2 separate regions of the Mus musculus genome follow, and region 1 is linked to region 2. A link is a loop called in an ENCODE intact Hi-C map of the cell type or tissue named here. Cell type or tissue: heart. All regions are shown on one strand. Links, peaks and the distances in the headings refer to the core of each region. The heading gives the core; the rest is flanking DNA.

The links. Peaks named below come from ENCODE experiments on the same cell type or tissue, not always from the same donor. Only the 100,000 strongest peaks of a DNase experiment are listed, where the experiment ranks them.
Region 1: it touches region 2 in a loop (5-fold over the local background); 5 of 42 quality-filtered maps call a loop at or near these places.

The regions. Positions count from the first base shown.
Region 1 is chr17:23,938,399-23,946,733 of GRCm38, reverse strand. Sbp (spermine binding protein) reads right to left here and starts at 4,364. Exons shown (of 3, transcript NM_001384100.1): 1 at 4,234-4,364; 2 at 4,017-4,122; 3 at 1,131-1,727. The coding sequence starts at 4,288. The coding sequence ends at 1,289. In heart, for the core only: no CTCF peak of the experiment used is centred there; no DNase peak of the experiment used is centred there; H3K27me3 peaks cover 593 bases.
Region 2 is chr17:23,883,499-23,891,833 of GRCm38, reverse strand. No RefSeq gene overlaps it. Among named protein-coding and RNA genes, the nearest start is that of Dcpp1, 6.8 kb to the right of the region's middle. In heart, for the core only: no CTCF peak of the experiment used is centred there; no DNase peak of the experiment used is centred there.

The sequences.
Region 1 (8,335 bases), core at 146-8,145, 55 kb before region 2:
CTCCTGCCTCAGTCTCCCAAGTAGCCTGGACTTATATAGGCCTGTGCTGCCTTGCCCAGGTCATTGAATTTTAAATGCCAATTGAAGGTTTGAAGTGGCCTGGAGTCTGTGGACAGCAGTCAGGGAATACACTTAACTGAGATGGAGAAGGAAGTTCCTCTCATTTGACTCACCCTCTTCTGCAAACTTCCCTTGCCATGAATGTCACCTCACACCTCTCACAAAGGTGCCACATCTGTCACAGCTGCACTTGAGATTTATACTCACTGACCTGAAATCTATGGCCCCAGCAACTTGCTGTCAGAGATACTATAATCAAAATTGGAGTATCTGTGAGACTCATTTCTAACGTTCTTCAACCTGTGGACCTGCTGCTGTGCAGGGAGAAAGGAAGCCATGGCGATTGGCTGGAGACCTCTTCTGACCTTGGCAGGGCACCTAGCACTGGCTTTGATGATTGCCTGAGCCTGACTTGTTGAAACTTGCTTTCTTGCTAAGCAGGCTTGCCATTCTTCCTTGTAGACCAGCTAGGGCTATGTGAGAGCCTGTCTCATTCATAGATAGATAGATAGATAGATAGATAGATAGATAGATAGATAGATAGATAGATAGACAGATAGACAGACAGATAGACAGACAGACAGACAGACAGACAAACAACTAGATAGATGTCAGCTAAGAATGTGGCTCAGTGGTAGAGCACTTGTCTAGCATGCAGGAGGCCCTGGGTTTAATCCCTAGTTGGGTGAGGAACCCCTTCCAGGCATCCTAGAGGTGTAAAGGAAGAGGGTGAGCAGGAAGTTAGAGAGAGGAGGAGGAGGCTGGAGAACAGATGTCTCTGCAGAGGAGCAGGAGTCTATGACACCTGCTCAAACACAGTTAGACAGGACCACTGCAGAGCCAGTTGCTGACAGCTTGGTCAGCACACACTGAGCTCTCCTTGCAGCCCTGGGCTGCTTTGAGACAGGCAGTGGCTGGTACTGCCCTCATTCTGGGGATCTTGGTCCTACTGGTTTGGCCAAGGGTCTCTGTGCTAACTGTAACTCAGTATGTGGGTTTAGATCCAAAGGGGGTGGGGTTAAAGGAAGTTCTTGGGGAATCCTATTTGGTGAGGACCACTCAGGCTCACATAGATGCACATAGTTTATTAGACAGAGAGATAAAGGCATTTGGGCTTTGCTCCCCCCAGCCTGGAGTCTCCTGGTATATTACTTCCTCCAGTGGGAGAGCTTGGCTGAGAGGAGGCGCTGCCATGTGGAGATGCAGGACTGAGCTCTGAGCATGCTACTCAGCTTTCATCTTTCTGGTCATCATCATCGTTTCCATCATCATCCTCATCTCCATCATCTTTGTTGTCAGCATCTTTGTTGTCAGCATCTTTGTTGTCAGCCTTATCTTCCTTGTTATTATAATGGTCATTGCCATTAGCATTGATATTTCCCCATTTGAAGCCAATCCCTCTGACGCAGAGGCCCGGTGCATGCATTCCATTGACAGTCACTAGATGCTTGTCTGAACCTCCAGTGTCACTGAAGTATCGACCCCTTCTAACACCAAAGGTGGCCACACGCCCCTTGTTTGTAGTGAAGGTCAGGGAAGTCAGGCAGATCACTGCACTGCCCTCTACCTTTATCACGTGCTCTCCGTCCTCCAGAAGGAAGTCTATAAAGTTATCTGACCGGGTTCCATAGACATCAGTCCAGTTACTGCCAAACTGCAGCTGGAAGCTGGAGAGAAATCAAGTCAGCACAAACTCAGGGGTGCCAGCTCCTTCTCACATCTGCATCCTATTCTGGTCCTAGTTCACAGTTCAGGCTCCAGAAGTGTCCAGCTCTCACAGGGCAGCCTGCAGTCCTTCTTCTTCTAGAAACATCCCTCCTCATAGGACCTCAGAGAGTCTGGCATCTGTACCAGGGCAGCTATGTGTGCTACTGCACCCACCCTGAGCTGGAATGTTTTCAGGTTCTGCTCAACTCATAGCTTCCCCTCTAGAGCCCTCTACCTTATCAGCCCCAAATGAGGCAGGAGCCACACTGCTAAGATCAGTATACCTGAGACAGACCTTATGAGCAGAGACCAGAGAGACCGGCTCTTCTCTCTGTGTAGTCAGGGAGGAACAGGGGAGACTACGGGAGCCCTGGAATCTGTTCTACTGAGCAAAGAAGTGATATGACCACCCCAAATCTTCTGGATTGTTCCTAATGCCAGCTTCTTTCCTTTCTTGCATATTAAGTTGCTTATCAAATCAGACAGAGGATGCAGGAAGGATGTAAGATTAGAATTTCAGATAACCATGAGTCATTTTCAGTACACTATACCGTGTGTTACCTGTTTTTTTTAATTCATTTTTGACATTGATTTATTATTAATTTTGTGCAATGTATGTATATGTAGTTGTGCATGTTTACCCATGTAGGACCACATGTGCCAAGTTCTTAGTAGAGGTGGAAAGTTGGTCGGTTCAACCCCCAGTAAGATAAAATAATAAGCAGTGTGTCTATGTTGTCAATATGAACTGTGTGTGTAAATGATGCATGCATGTGTGTGTGTGCTTGCCCTTGTATGTATGTGTCTTCCTTGTTCACTGTCCACCTGGTTATGTGCACGTGGGGTACGTGCTTGTGTTTGTTTGTTTGTGTGTGTGTGTGTGTGTGTATCTGCATGTGCCTGTCTGCCTGTCTGTGATGCATGTGTGAGCATGTGTGAGCATGTAGAAGCTAGAGCTGGGCACTGAGTATCTTCCTCTGTGGCTACCTGCCTTATTGCCTGGAGACAAGCTTTCTCACTGAATGAAGGCTCAGTGTTACAGCTAGACTGGCTGTCCAGGACTCCTGGGACCTCCCTGTCGCTGACCCCCGTGCTTACCTGACAACCACCTCCATCCTTCCAGGCTCTTTCTCCTTTTGTATGGCTTCTGGGAATCTGAACCCAGGCCTCATGTTTGCAGAGCAGGTGTTCCTTCTTACTGTCCCTGCCGTTTCCCCAGGCCACGCCCCTCATGTGTTTAGACAGAGTCTCCATTGGAGCCTGGAATTGCCTTTTGGGTAAGACTCTGGCCAGCGGGCGGTGCAAGATGCCCCTGTCTCTGCTTCCACAGTTTGAGGGTACAGTCCTGTGCTGCTGCTCTCTGCTCTCACATGGGCTCTGGGAATCTAAACTTAGGGCTTCATTTTCACACAGAAAAGACTTTATCCACTGAGCCTTCTCCCCACTCACCCAACATCAAATTTTTTTAAGGATTAAGATAACCTCAAGCCAGTCGCGGTGGCGCACGCCTTTAATCCCAGCACTTGGGAGTCAGAGGTAAGTGGAATTCTGAGTTTGAGGCCAGCCTGGTCTACAAAGTGAGTTCCAGGACAGCCAGGGCTACACAGAGAAACCCTGTCTCAAAAAAACAAAAAAACAAAAAAACAAAAAAAAAAAAAAGATAACCTCAATTGCACAGGAGGTGCACTAAAAGAATTTTCATTGTTCCGTGGAATTCTATTAGTCTTGGGGGACTGTATTTGTGTTTACCAAGCTGGGCAATTAGCGACACTCTAGGAGAGCAACAGATCTCAAGAGGGAGACACTGGGGAGGGCAGTCAAGACCTGGCCTGTCCCAAGGAAATGCCTGCCTTTCTGGAGCAGAGCAGAGGTACAGAGTGGCAGAGAGAACTCACATTTTATGCCCTGTGAAGACAGGGTGATCTCTCAGACATGTGAGCAGTTTCTGTCACTACCAAGAGGCACTAAGGCCACCAGAACCACCTGGAAGAGGGACTCTTCAAGCCTCTGTGATTCTTTCTGAACAAGAAAGTTGGAGGTCCCTCTCCACCTGTCTCCTTGAGGACTGTCCAGTCTTAATCCAGCCTGGGCATCCCAGCCCTGAGTACACTGACTGAGATGGAGCTAGAGAAGCAGAGACCAAGAGGATACTAGGTAGTACTGGCTGGGGTTGTGAATCCAGGAAGTCCTCTAAGGCTCCAGTGTGAGATGAGTACCACCTGCCATTCCTGCAAGGAAGCCCTACTCACCCCTTGATGAACTTGAAAACACTTAAGAAGATCCGCATGCCCTTGAGTTGCCCCTGATCTTCACCTTGAACGTAGAAATACTTGCCAGCAGCATTCCCCAGGACATCTGAAAAGTGAAGCATTAGGAGAGTGTTCAGGACCACTCCCTCTCTCAGAGGCCATTATGCTTAGGACAGGATATGGGAGGTGAAGGCCACAAGGTGGCTCAGGTACTCACTCTGGGCTCTGCATGTGGGACTGGCCAGGAAAGCCAAAGTCAGCAACAGCAGCATGGCTCCTGAGGGTTTGTGGTACAATCTGGCACTTAGATGCCACAATGGTAAGATTTCAGTGACACTCTGAGAAGAAGACATTAGATGTAAGAGATCCCCAACCCCAGATTGAGACAAGAGGACATTCAGAGACCCTCTTTACCCATCGGCTCCTGAGACTTCAGAAGAGCCTACAGAAGGCTTCACCCACATGCCCACACTGTGACCTTCCTGACATAATGTCACTGTGCTAACATTCTGATTAATCTCTGAGCAGTAGGCTCCATGTTGTTATATAACACTGGGCTCCCAAAGTCTTCAGGTGCACCTGGAGAAACCACGCATTCCAAAGCCCTCCATCCGTCCTTCATGCTTCAGTCTCTAGCTGGCTCAACCCATTCTCCCTTTTCTGTCCTGGCCTCCCTGACTGCACCAGACTGGTTCTGGGCTCCTTCCTTACCTGTGCTCTCTGGACTGAGCCCCTTGGCTTGTCCCTTTATATCCTGATGCCACTGAGCCATGGCTGCTATGGGAATGGTTTCTGGCAATGCCTCGTCAGCTGGTCCTCAGAACCTTAACTTTGCCCAACCTTGCCCCCAAGGCTTTGAGAACATTTAAAACAATGTACTCAGCCGCTTTCCTGCTGTGTACTCAACTTGTTTAAATTTATCCTGCCTTTAAGAAAACAATATAACCAACCTTACTATGCCTTGGATTCCCAAGTAGTCAGGTTTTACAAGCTAAACTGAACAAGTAGTTTTAATCTTGAACTTTGTTTTCTGCTTATCCCTCAGGGCCCTTTCATCCCCTTGCCCAGAGCTATGTGTGTGTGTTTGCCTGTCCTGATATCTTCAAAGGCCAAGAGTAGCAGCTTCAAGGCAACCTTGAAGATAACAAGTATCTATCATAAATGCTGGAACTACCTGTGAATCCAGGTAGATGATCTTAGGGTTTGTTTGTTTGTTTGTTGTTGTTGTTGTTGTTGTTGATGATGATGCTATACTGGGTCAGTAGGGGCCAGTAAAGAAATGTCTTCCCTTGTTAAACTAAAAGTCTGGTAAGAGATACTTAAGACAAAATTTCCATATGTCTTTCCCCTCCCTTGTTCCTGTATCTGTGCAATTCCTGGTTGGTTGGTTGGTTGGTTGGTTGGTTGGTTGGTTGGTTGGTTAGTTGGTTGGTTAGTTGGTTAGTTGGTTGGTTGGTTGGCTGGTTAGTTTTTAAAGAATTACTGCAAAAGAAATGAAGGAAGGAGGGAACAGGTGAGTGTTCAAGTCTTGGGAATGTACCAACATTTGTATAAACAAAACTCTTAGTAGGTCTTGCAAAAGTGCTGAAGAGATTGCAGAGGTTTACAGCACCTGCCACTCAAAGAGGACCAGGGTTCAGTTCCCAGGCCCTACATGGTGGCTCACAACCTTCTGTAACTCCAGTTCTCTGATAGCCAGTGCCCTCTTCTAATCTTTGTGGAGTCCAGTCACACAAGTAGTACACATACACACACCCAGGCAAAACCCACATATGCATTTTACGTAAAGCTCAAGTTATTTTTTAAGTTTTCCAAACATGTTACCAAATGGTGGAAATTAAAATTTTTCATAACTATCTTACAAGGTGAGGACCATTAAAAGGTTTATGTAAATATTTTACAATGTGAGGAGATTGAATTATATATATATACAGTCATTGTAGTAAATACAAGTTTTATAGTATTTGATAAAAAAGACTAATATTTGATGTTTCTTATAAATCCATCCTCTAAGCTGTAAACATCCTTCTCTTCAGACTCCTTAACAAGGCATTGGCTCTCTTTTTATGTCCTACTATGGAATAAGAAACATGTACCTGTGTGTGTGTGTACATATATATTTTCTTTTAAAGCAAAATTCATAATCTTTGGCTTGTTAGGGTCATATGTCTACAGCACAGACAGAAATCCAGCTTTCAGACCTCTTATCAATTGAAGACAGCTTGGAGCACTCGATTCCTGGCATACATGTGTAGCTCATATGATAACTCAATTCTAATTTAGTCATGGAAAATAGACACAGAACAAGTTTTAACTACTATGATTTTCCAAATGCATGACTGTATCTGACTGTTGTTAGTTAGATATAATAGAGATAAAGATAAAACAAAAACAAAACAAAAACTCGAGACAGGGTCTCTGTGTGTAGCCCTGGCTGTCCTGGAACTCACTCTGTAGACCAGGCTGGCCTCGAACTCAGAAATCTGCCTGCCTCTGCCTTCCAAGTGCTGGGATTAAAGGCATGCGCCGCCACTGCCCAGCCCCTGTTTTTTTCCTTACATTTTTCATGCTGACCATCCAGGAATATTGTATGAGAGACCATTTCTCCTATGCTTTAATTGTATTAGATTTCAATTCCGTTAAATTGAAAGTGTTATATAGCATTTATCTAGACTTTAGACATATAGGTACATATATTTTAAATTTATTTTTTTAACCCGTGAGGCTGCACATGTGCCACTGTGCATGTATGCAGGTCAGAGAACAACTGACAGGAGTCAGTAGTCCAGTAACCTCTTCCTCCATGCGAGTCCCAGGAACTGAACTCCGAGCTCAGCCAGCAGCACCTTGACTTGCTGAGCCATCTTGTTGGCCCTACACACATTTTAAAGCTATTTTTCATTTATTATTATTTTTATTCCATGGGTGCATACATTTTTAATTATAGCTATACTGGGTGTTAAATGTACATGAATCTCTTTGAAATTATAGTTGTTTATAAAGTGGTCATTTAAAAGACTTCAACATAAACAGATACGTACTTGAGCCTTTTCTGATTATCCAAAAGCCTTACAAAAACTTCAGAAAACATAAGTAACTATCTTTTTAAAAGACTTATTTTATTTTTAATTATGTGTAAATATGTGGAGTCGTGCAGGGGCCCACAAAGAGGGCGTTTCTCCTGCAGCTGCAGTGATAGACGGTGAGAGCTTCTTTCTGCACATGGGGGCCGAGACCTAAACCCCAGTCCCTGGAAGAGCAGGAAGCTCTCTTAACTACCAAGTGATTTCTCCAGCCCCATAAGCAATTATTCTAATAAAACATAAAACCTTGATAATCTTGTAATGTTCATGCATGCCAAAGTAGATATTAAAATACCCAGTCACATAGCAATGTTTACCACTAGGGTACCTTAGATAAGCGTATCCCCAGAGGGTCGTGTATTTGCGCACTTGGTCCCTGTTGGTGACGCTGCTTGGGAGGTTTAGAAGCTATGCCTTGATGGAAGAAGCATGCTCCTTGGGCTGGGCTTTGAGAGTTTAAAGATTCAAAACACTTCTAGTTTATTCTTCTCGTTGTGTGCTTGCAATTGAAGATGTAAGCTCTGAGTTCGCTACTCCAGAGGCCTGATGTCACACTGTCCACCACATTATGACCTCTAATCCAAATAAACTCTTCCTTCTCGGAGTTGTCTTGGTCATGGCGTTTCATCATAGCAACAGGAAAGTCATTCATAAAACCACAAAAAAGGGTTCTCATTGCGTAGACACCTTAACACCGCAGTTAAGCCCCTTGTCACCTACTGTGGGACACAAGGGGCACATGCTTCTCTTGTTGAGAATCTTCACATTGATAAATCTGTGCTGGCACTAATGGTACAGCCATCTAATTGTCTGCCTCTATCAGGCAATTGTCATACATTAAAACACAAAGCGACACAGGAACAATAACATTGGACACACACTTAGATCATTAAAAGACTATGTGGTGCTTGGGGATTTGTTCATCTGGTAGAGTAGAGCATGCCAGGCACACACAAGGTTTGGTCCCCCAGCATCACATAAACTGGACACAGTGTCTCAAGCCTGCAGTCCTGGCTCTTGAGAGATGGAAACAGTTCAGTTTTGGCGATATAGCAAGTTCGAGTCCATCCTGGACTACCTGAGTTCATGTGTCAATTAAAAAATAAGGAGCTGGAGAGATGGCTCAGTGGTTAAGAGCACTGACTGCTCTTCCAGAGGTCCTGAGTTCAAATCCCAGCAACCACATGGTGGCTCATGGCCATCTGTAATGAGATCTGACACCCTCTACTGGTGCGT
Region 2 (8,335 bases), core at 181-8,180:
GCTCCCATCAGCCCTGAGGCAAGGGATCTTATAAACAATAAACACAAAAGGAGGTCACATACAAACAGGGGTAGCCGGAAAAGAAACATTCCTTCCTCCAGCAAATTGAAATACAGAAGTTTCAAACACATTAGAACCATTCCAATAAAAATTTGCATTGCCCCAGGCCCCTCCCGCCACCTGGCTTAAGGGGGAAAGATCAGTGCAACTACCATTCACCCCACATAACAACCATACATATAAGGGGCACTGCCCAAGGTGGAAGGGAATCAGGAACACTCCTACAAAAACGAAGGGGGGACCATCTAGGTTGGGAGGGTATAGTGCCATTGCCTTTGGATATACTGGCAGGCCACACCCCTCAAATCCAGGTAGCATTAGCTTTAGTAGATACAGCTGAACACAATCACTCATCTGTGAAATATTTCGAATCATCTGAAAACAACAATCCCTTTAGCTGAAGCAACATAGAAAAAAGGCAATTGTAGTGAAGCATTAGATGTAAAGAATTGAGGAAACACTTGAATGCGTCAATGGCATGGGTTTCAGGAACACAGAGCTCTTCAGTTCTCACTAGCGGGAGCACCCCCAGCCACAGGAACATCCACGTCCTCATAGCTCCTCTTGTTTTGAATTGCTCTGGTCAGCCGCTCTGGGACCCACAGCTGTTGTAGGTGATCCTGAGGAAACAAACCCTCTTACCCAAACCAATTGAGAGTGCTCCTCTCTCACGTGATTCAGCGCCTCATTACCTCTCTGGAGTTCTACGTCACATCTTTATCTTCTATGCAATTTCTCACTAACTTCCAGACCGGCAAAACCCCTTTTAGTAAAACCCTCTGTTCCTCTGCAAACCTCAAGTCCCAATGGTGCTTGGTGCAACTTGTCCCAAAACCAGGAACCTTAACTTGTCCCAAAACCAGGAACCTTATCTTGTCCCAAAACCAGGAACCTTAACTTGTCCCAAGACCTGGAACCTTATCGTTACTTTGTGCCTGCTCCCTGGCAACTTTATATTCGCCTCTATTTTATCTGAGCTCCTTCCTAAACTCCTGGGGTCATAAGTTTCACTTACCGTGAACTTACCCTCCCGGCAAACACTGCCTGCTGAAAGTTCTGAACTCGTTGGTGGGGGAGTCGATTCCCATTAAGGGCCAACAATTGTCGCATCTGCTCTCAACCAGCAAGGACGACACGACCACCAGTCCTTCTAACAGCAGTTTATTCAGCAAACTTCAGTTTTCATCTCTCTCAATTCAACTTTATCTCTCTCTACTTTCTCTCTCTCCCTCTAACCCGGGCCTCTCACTCTTATATACTCTCAGCCCCCATCCACTCACGGCAGGACATGTCACCTCACCAGGCACACAGCTTTAGCTAATCAGGGCAGCAGGGGCATGTCTCCACCAAAATGGATTCGCCAGTATCCTGGTGTACCTGCGCAGCTCTCGCGATGGTTGTGGCTTTTATTCAGCTGTATGAGGAAATAAGGTGTAAGTCATAAGACTTAGCTGCAATCCCAGGCGCCATCTTGGGACTGCTGCCACACCTGCTCCTCACAAGATATGACAACATCCTTCGACACTGGGGATGCAACGTCCTTGTCCTAAGCCTGGGGCTCGCATTGCCAAGCTGAAAAAAGCAAAGGGTAAAGAACTCGCCACTAAATTGGGTTAAATATACACTAAATTTTCTGTACCTAAATATAATTACAAAATTTAAAAAAAAAAAAAGAAAAAGAAAAAGAAAAAAGAAATGCGTGCTACTTTGAAGTCTGGACCAAGCTTCAGGCCCAGTGGTTGTTGGGTTTTGTGACAAGAAAGCTCAGTTCTTCCAGAGGTCCTGAGTTCAAATCCCAGCACCCACATGGTGGCTCACAACCATCTGTAATGAGATCAGATGCCCTCTTCTGGTGTGTCTGAAGACAGCTACAGTGTACTTATGTCATTAATTAATTAATCTTTTAAAAAAGAAAAAAGAAATGCTTCCTAGTTTGAAGTCTGGACCAAACCTCAGGCCCAGTGGTTATTTGGGTCTGTGACAAGAAAAGTCAGCTCTTCTTAGGCAGTTTGTCTGCTGCTCTCTTTAACCTGGTTTGACATTTGTCTTTAGATTCTGTTTAACAGTTATCTCTGACTTGAGGTATGAAAGTCAAGTAAGTTCACCTTGGGCTATTTTACATACACATTGATACAAATTATGTGCTGTCTAAGGTTTGAACATCTGTAGTGTGCTGCCTTTGTTATGAATCAAGATTAAACATTTTAAACTGGATATGACATCAAAGCCCTGTAATCCTAGCACTGGGAAGAGGAGGAGAAGTGTTGCTGTTCAAGGCCATCTTCTTTTGCTACATTCAAGTTAAAGGCCAGTCTGTGGTCCGTGAGATTCTGTTTCACGACAGCCTAAATAGGCTGGGCATCCTAGAACATGACTTTGATACCAACCCTGCAGGAAGCAGAAGCAAGTGGATTGCTGTAAGTCTGAGGCCAGACAGACAGACATCATTCATATCCTGACTCAAAGGAAAAACAACAACAACAAAAGAAGAAGAGGAAGAAGAAGAAGCAGAAGCAGAGAGAGGGAAAATCTTGTTGCTGCTGCTCTTGCTGTTTTTGCTTGTTTTCAGAGACAGTTCACATGACTGTAACAGGGCCTGACCTTAGCACAACTGACACTGTAACAGAAGTGTCATTCAACACTTGGACAGCACCACCTGCTGAAAAAAAATTTAAAGAAATATAAATAAAGGTCAAATTCATCAAAGTCCAGATAGTTTTGGGAAACTCTCAAAACATACTAACCTTGCTTTGGGGCTTTTGTAGGTCTGCTTCTGGCTAACTGTACTTGTTAACTGAAGTGTGTCAACCCAAAACATGGTTTCTATGCTTAAAAGCTCATCCTGAGAAAGGCTCAGGGCTACACTGGGATCTCAAACACCTGATGTAGTGTAGTCACAGGTCGGCTAATGAAGACTTTCTATTGGCTTGAACCCATGTCTACGCAGTGTTATCTGGTGAATAGTGAACAGCAGTGACGTTGGAGTGTTACACAGGTGCATGGTCTGAACCACAATGCATTTTACATGTTACATGCATGTGATGAGAGCAGCCCTAGAGCCTTCTTAAGCCATATAAGCAAGCCTGTGGGAAAAGAAGTTTCCACAATGTCCCCTTGACCCACCTTTGGTGATCTTCAATTTTACATCGGATGTTTCCCCGAGATGCCACAAAGTCTTGCCACCTGTGTATGGCTCCCGAATCCTCTAGAACAGTGGTTTTCTGTTGCAGAATATTTGATCACACTGTGAACCCTGAGATTGTTACTTACTGACAAAAACTAGTTGTGGTTTGGCTCAGTCCTTTGCACACACCTTTAGCCCAAACAATAAAGGTAAAGTTAGGTTGTAACAGGAAGCACCAATGGTTGAAAGTGATGTCTAATTGTGTGGCAGACAAAGTGATGACCAGAGAAAGATTTGACAGAATAGGCTATGCTCAACCCTCATGAGAAGAGAGAGGAAAGGGAAGCTACTTGAGAAAGCACTGCAGAGAGAAAGGGAGAAGGTAGGTTTCCTGGGAGAGTTTTACAGAGACAGCTTGAAGAAAGAACAAGCTAGAAGCAGCTGAAGACAGAAAAAGCCAGAGAATGAGAAGGACCCTGAAGATTATAAAACAGATTGAGAGAGAGAGAGAGAGAGAAGACTGGGAGAGAGAGAGAGAGAGAGAGAGAGAGAGAGAGAGAGAGAGAGAGAGAGAGAGAGAGAGAAGACTGAACCAGTCAGGTAGGAGAGGAATTTGAGCCAGAGGAAATGAGTTGTACAAGCCTGCCCAGAATCAGAAGGAACTAGGAAGGGTGAGCTTTTTGAACATCAAGTATCAGAGGCTGAAAACATTCTAGGTCTAGATTAGAGTGTATGGAGGGAGAAGCTTCCAAGGCCTAGGTTAGCAGACAGAGGCAATAAATCTCAGAGATAAGAGATATTGCTGCCGAATAAAAGCTACTTTTACACTTCTCAACCTGTGGGTCATGACCATCAGAAACATATTTCCAGATGGTCTTAGGAACTGAGACACCTCACAGTAGCAAAATTATAGTTATCAAGGAGCAAGGAAATAAATTCGTGGCTGAGGGTTCAAAAGGCCATTGAAAATACATGTTTTTCTGTGGTCACTACCCACAGTTTCAGAACTGATCTTCTAGAACCATGTCTCCCTTGACTCTTCTCACCAGTAACTCCTGTAGAGCCCAGAGCCAGCCTTAGCATTACAGGAGTTCAAGACCAGAGGTCCAGGGCTAGCCTGAGAACTCTCCTGTTGGCTGTTGCTTCACATTCCTTAGAGAGTGGTGAGAATGAGGGCATCTGCTTCTTCCCCATAATGGTTACGAGCAGGGGGAGACTCAGGGAATTCGAGGCTTCATGGATACCACAAGCACAATTCATTGGTGAGAGAACTTTGGCTCCTGGGCTTCTCCACAACACATCCAGTTGTGCCCACTTCCTGTGGCTCTGGTCTCATACGCCTAACTTTACCTAGCAGTCCCTTGGCCTCTGCTTTCCCCAGCCTGACCTGGGAAAGCCCACTAAGCTGAAATCCCCGGCTTGGGTAAGGGTGGGGCTCATCTTCAAGAGACAGACTCCTGGTTTAGGTAGGATCACAGAGCCTTGAAGGGTTCCTCTTCCAAGTAGTTCTGGTGACCTTACAGCCCATTGGCAGTGACAAAATCGGTTCATGTGAGCTGAGAGATGTCCCTGCCTACTGTCACAGGATGTGAAATGGACTTCCCTGTGATTGCTGTTCTAACAGGCAGATCTTGACCGTCCTCACCAGTGTCTGCCAAGAATCCTGTTGCCAAGTGAGTAAGTAAAGGACAGAATTCTGGGGAAGGGTTGCTGAAGAGAAGGCTCAGCAGTCAAGAGCACTTGCTGCCTGTAGAGGACCAGAATTCATATAAATAAAAAATAAAAACAGAGCCAGGTGGCAGTGGCACATATCTGTAATCCCAGCACTCAAAAGTCAGGGGCAAGTGGATCTTTGTGAGTTTAAGGCCAGCCTTAGTCTACAGAGAGAACTGGAGGACAGCCAAGTCTACACAGAGAAACCGCATCTTGAAAAACCAAAATTGATTAATTTTGTTTTATTCAATTAATCTTTTAAAACAAGATCTCTAAAAAAGAGAGAAAGAGAGAGACTTGGTGATATAGTTCAATGCAGTGCTTTCCTCGATCCAATCTTGTATACCACAGACTATCATCATTATCGTCATGATGTCCTTCCTTGTCATCCTCCTTGTTCCTCCTCATCGTCATCGTCGTCCTCCTCCTCATCATCATCATCAAGAACTGGCACAGACAATTCAGCATGTGAAGACTTAAAGGCATCTGCCCCCAACATAAAGGATTTGATCCCTGGGAACTGCATACTGGAAAGGGAGAGGAAAAACTCCTTAAAGTTGTTTTTGTGACATCCACATTCAAGACATTGTACACTTACACACACACACACACATATCAAAAAAGGTGAGATGGTCACGAATATCTGTAATATTAACACTTAAGAGGCCGAGGGGGGAAAATCTGGGATCATGATCAATCATCTTGGTTACATAGCTTGTTCAGGGCAAGCTTTAGAGACAGAAAATTACCTTTATTAAAAAAAAATGTCTTCAGGAAGTGGCTGAGGGTTGTGTCCTAAAGGGAAGAAGAGGGAAGGAGACACAGTCTCGGGTCAGGCTGGTAAAGGCTGGCTCTAGGAACCAGGGCAGGGCATGGCTTCACGTAGTGCAAACTGGAGCTCCAGGTACTGTAGTGCTCCCTACTGACCACCTGTGCTCCTCCTGCTGCAGAATGGCTTGCATGGCACCTTGCAGGGCAGCAGGCACTTGCTGGCTGTACCTGCCCTGGGTGCCCCGCTCTGGCTGCAAGCTCATCTCCAGGGAGCTCTGGTTAGCACGCCTTGAAGTCTTGTGCGGGCCCTGGTCAGCAGGTGATGATGGTCAATGACATTGGGTACAGATTGGGGATCTGCTTCTTAGAAGGTGAAGACTAACTAGGCAGCAGACTAGACACTAGAGCAAAGCCTGTCCTGTGGCCAGCAGCGCTCACTTGGCAGGGTCAGGGGGACAGGATGACCCTGAGCTAATATGGGCAAGGCTGACGAGGCTCTGAATCCCTTTGTTGAATAAAGTTTATGCATTTATGGGAGCCTGTGTGGTTCCTGTCACCTGAGACTCCCTAGAACTTTTTTAACTGCCCTCACATTGGGCCCTAGAGGCTCACTAGGCAGAAGTTCCAACGTCCTGAGAACTTTGAGGTCAGCATCAACAGCCTCAAAGCAGTGCTGGGCTTGAAAGGTGATTAGTGTAGATACAACCAAGGATGGCAGGAACAGCCTTACAAAGATGGGGACAGCTAGACTTGAAAAGGGGTGAGGGGTTACTGCCTCCCTTGCGTTTCCAGGTCCTTTTCCAGGCACCTCCTGCTCCCCATCTTCCTGGCCTGGCCTCCATCTTCCCTCACAAAGCAGAAGCTACCTGAGAAGATAGTCTATTTATTTCATTTTAATTTATATATTTATTCTCTTGAGCCACACTGGAGCTTAATTCAGAGCTTGTGCAAGATGGTAGCTCCTCACAACTTGCTACCTCTGGAGTGGCTAAGATTACAGACCAGGCCTGCCTATAACACTTGACCAGGCTAAAGATAGTCATGGGGGAGGTGTATGTGTATGTGCAAGGGGCTGGGGGTGGGGTTTGCTGTAGACATGGATCAGAAGTTAAGAGTACTAAGTTAAGGTCCTAAGTTAAATTCCCAGCAACGATATGGTGACTCACAACCATTTGTAATGGGATCTAAATCTCTCTTCTGGTATACATGAAGACAGAGCCTTCATACATAGAATATATTAATCAATAAATCATTTTTGAAAAGAGAGGGTAAAATCAATTTATAGAAGAAGAGAAGGAAGGAGAAGGAAGAGGAGATGATGATGGTGATGATGGTGATGATGATTCTGGGAGGCACTGCCACCCTCAAGGAAAGGTAAAGGGCACAGAAAATGTTTCTTCTTTAGCAAGCCAGGAGATACAACTCCAGTAAGGTGGACCACTAAGGTCCTGTGGGAGCCACAGCTAACCCCAGTGGCTTCTGTTTTCTTCTGTACAGCTCCTGATATACACTTTCCACAAAGTTTAACCCTTGCTGACTTGAATCTCATTGATGGTGTCAAATTCATGGAGACTTGCCTGCCACTCCTGCCTGGAGTGCTGAGATTGAAGGTGTGTATACCATATATAGCAATAAATTATTTTTTTAATTATAAAGTTTTTTCCTAAGGATGGAGATATAGCTCAGTGGCAGCTAAAGCATTGTCTTAGACTCAATGCCCAATGTTAGAAAAATAAATGGAATTAGTGCTACTCTGTAATTTCATGGACAGATGAGCAGTGCTTATTAGTATTTTTTCTTTTCTTGTGTGTGTGTGTGTGTGTGTGTGTGTGGTTGTGTGTGTGTGTGAGCCAGATATCATGTAGCCCAGACTATACTTAAACTCAGTATGTAGCAGAGGATGTCCTGAAACTTCCTGTTCTGCTCTTCTTGGCTCCACCTCCAGAGTGGGATTATGGACACAAACCGTCACCCCTGGTTTTATGTGCTATTAGGGATAGAACCCAGGCTTCATAGATGCTGGTAGCTCTCCAACCTACTTGTGAAATCTTTACCTTAGTTTGGGATCAGGGTTCACACTTCCCAGCTGGACCTCAATGCTGCTACTTCTGTGTGACCTTTGTCCTCTGTGCCTCAGTTTCCTCATTGGGAGGGAGGCGATTTCTCTATGTAGTAGTCCTGGAATTTGCTTTAAAGAGCAGGTTGGCCTTGAACTCACAGAAATTCTCCTGCCTCTGCTTCCTGAACCTTGAAATTCAAGACATGTGCCACTACACCCAGTCAAGCCTTCATTTTGCAAGTGGTACTGTGAGAACCTGAGAGGTGCAGATAGAGAGAGGCCTGTCCTCTGCTTTGTTATATTTGATCCTGGGCCTGAAGCTTCCTTCTCCTTGAATCTACTTGGCTGTTTCTCCCTCCTCTCTGAAACCTAAGCTCAGATCCCATTGCCTCAGGGAAGAATCTCTGAAGCTCTCTCAACCTGCCTCACCCCCTGGAGATGCTGTCACTCATCTGCCTGTACAGATGCCCAGGGACGCGGGCACTTCAGCAGTCACCACGAGCTTCTGCATTGACCCCTCTTGGCAAACAGTCCATCTGCTGAACTGCTGGTCCCTTTTTGTGTCTGTGTGTCTGTGTTGTGTATGTGTGTTGTATATGTTTGTATGT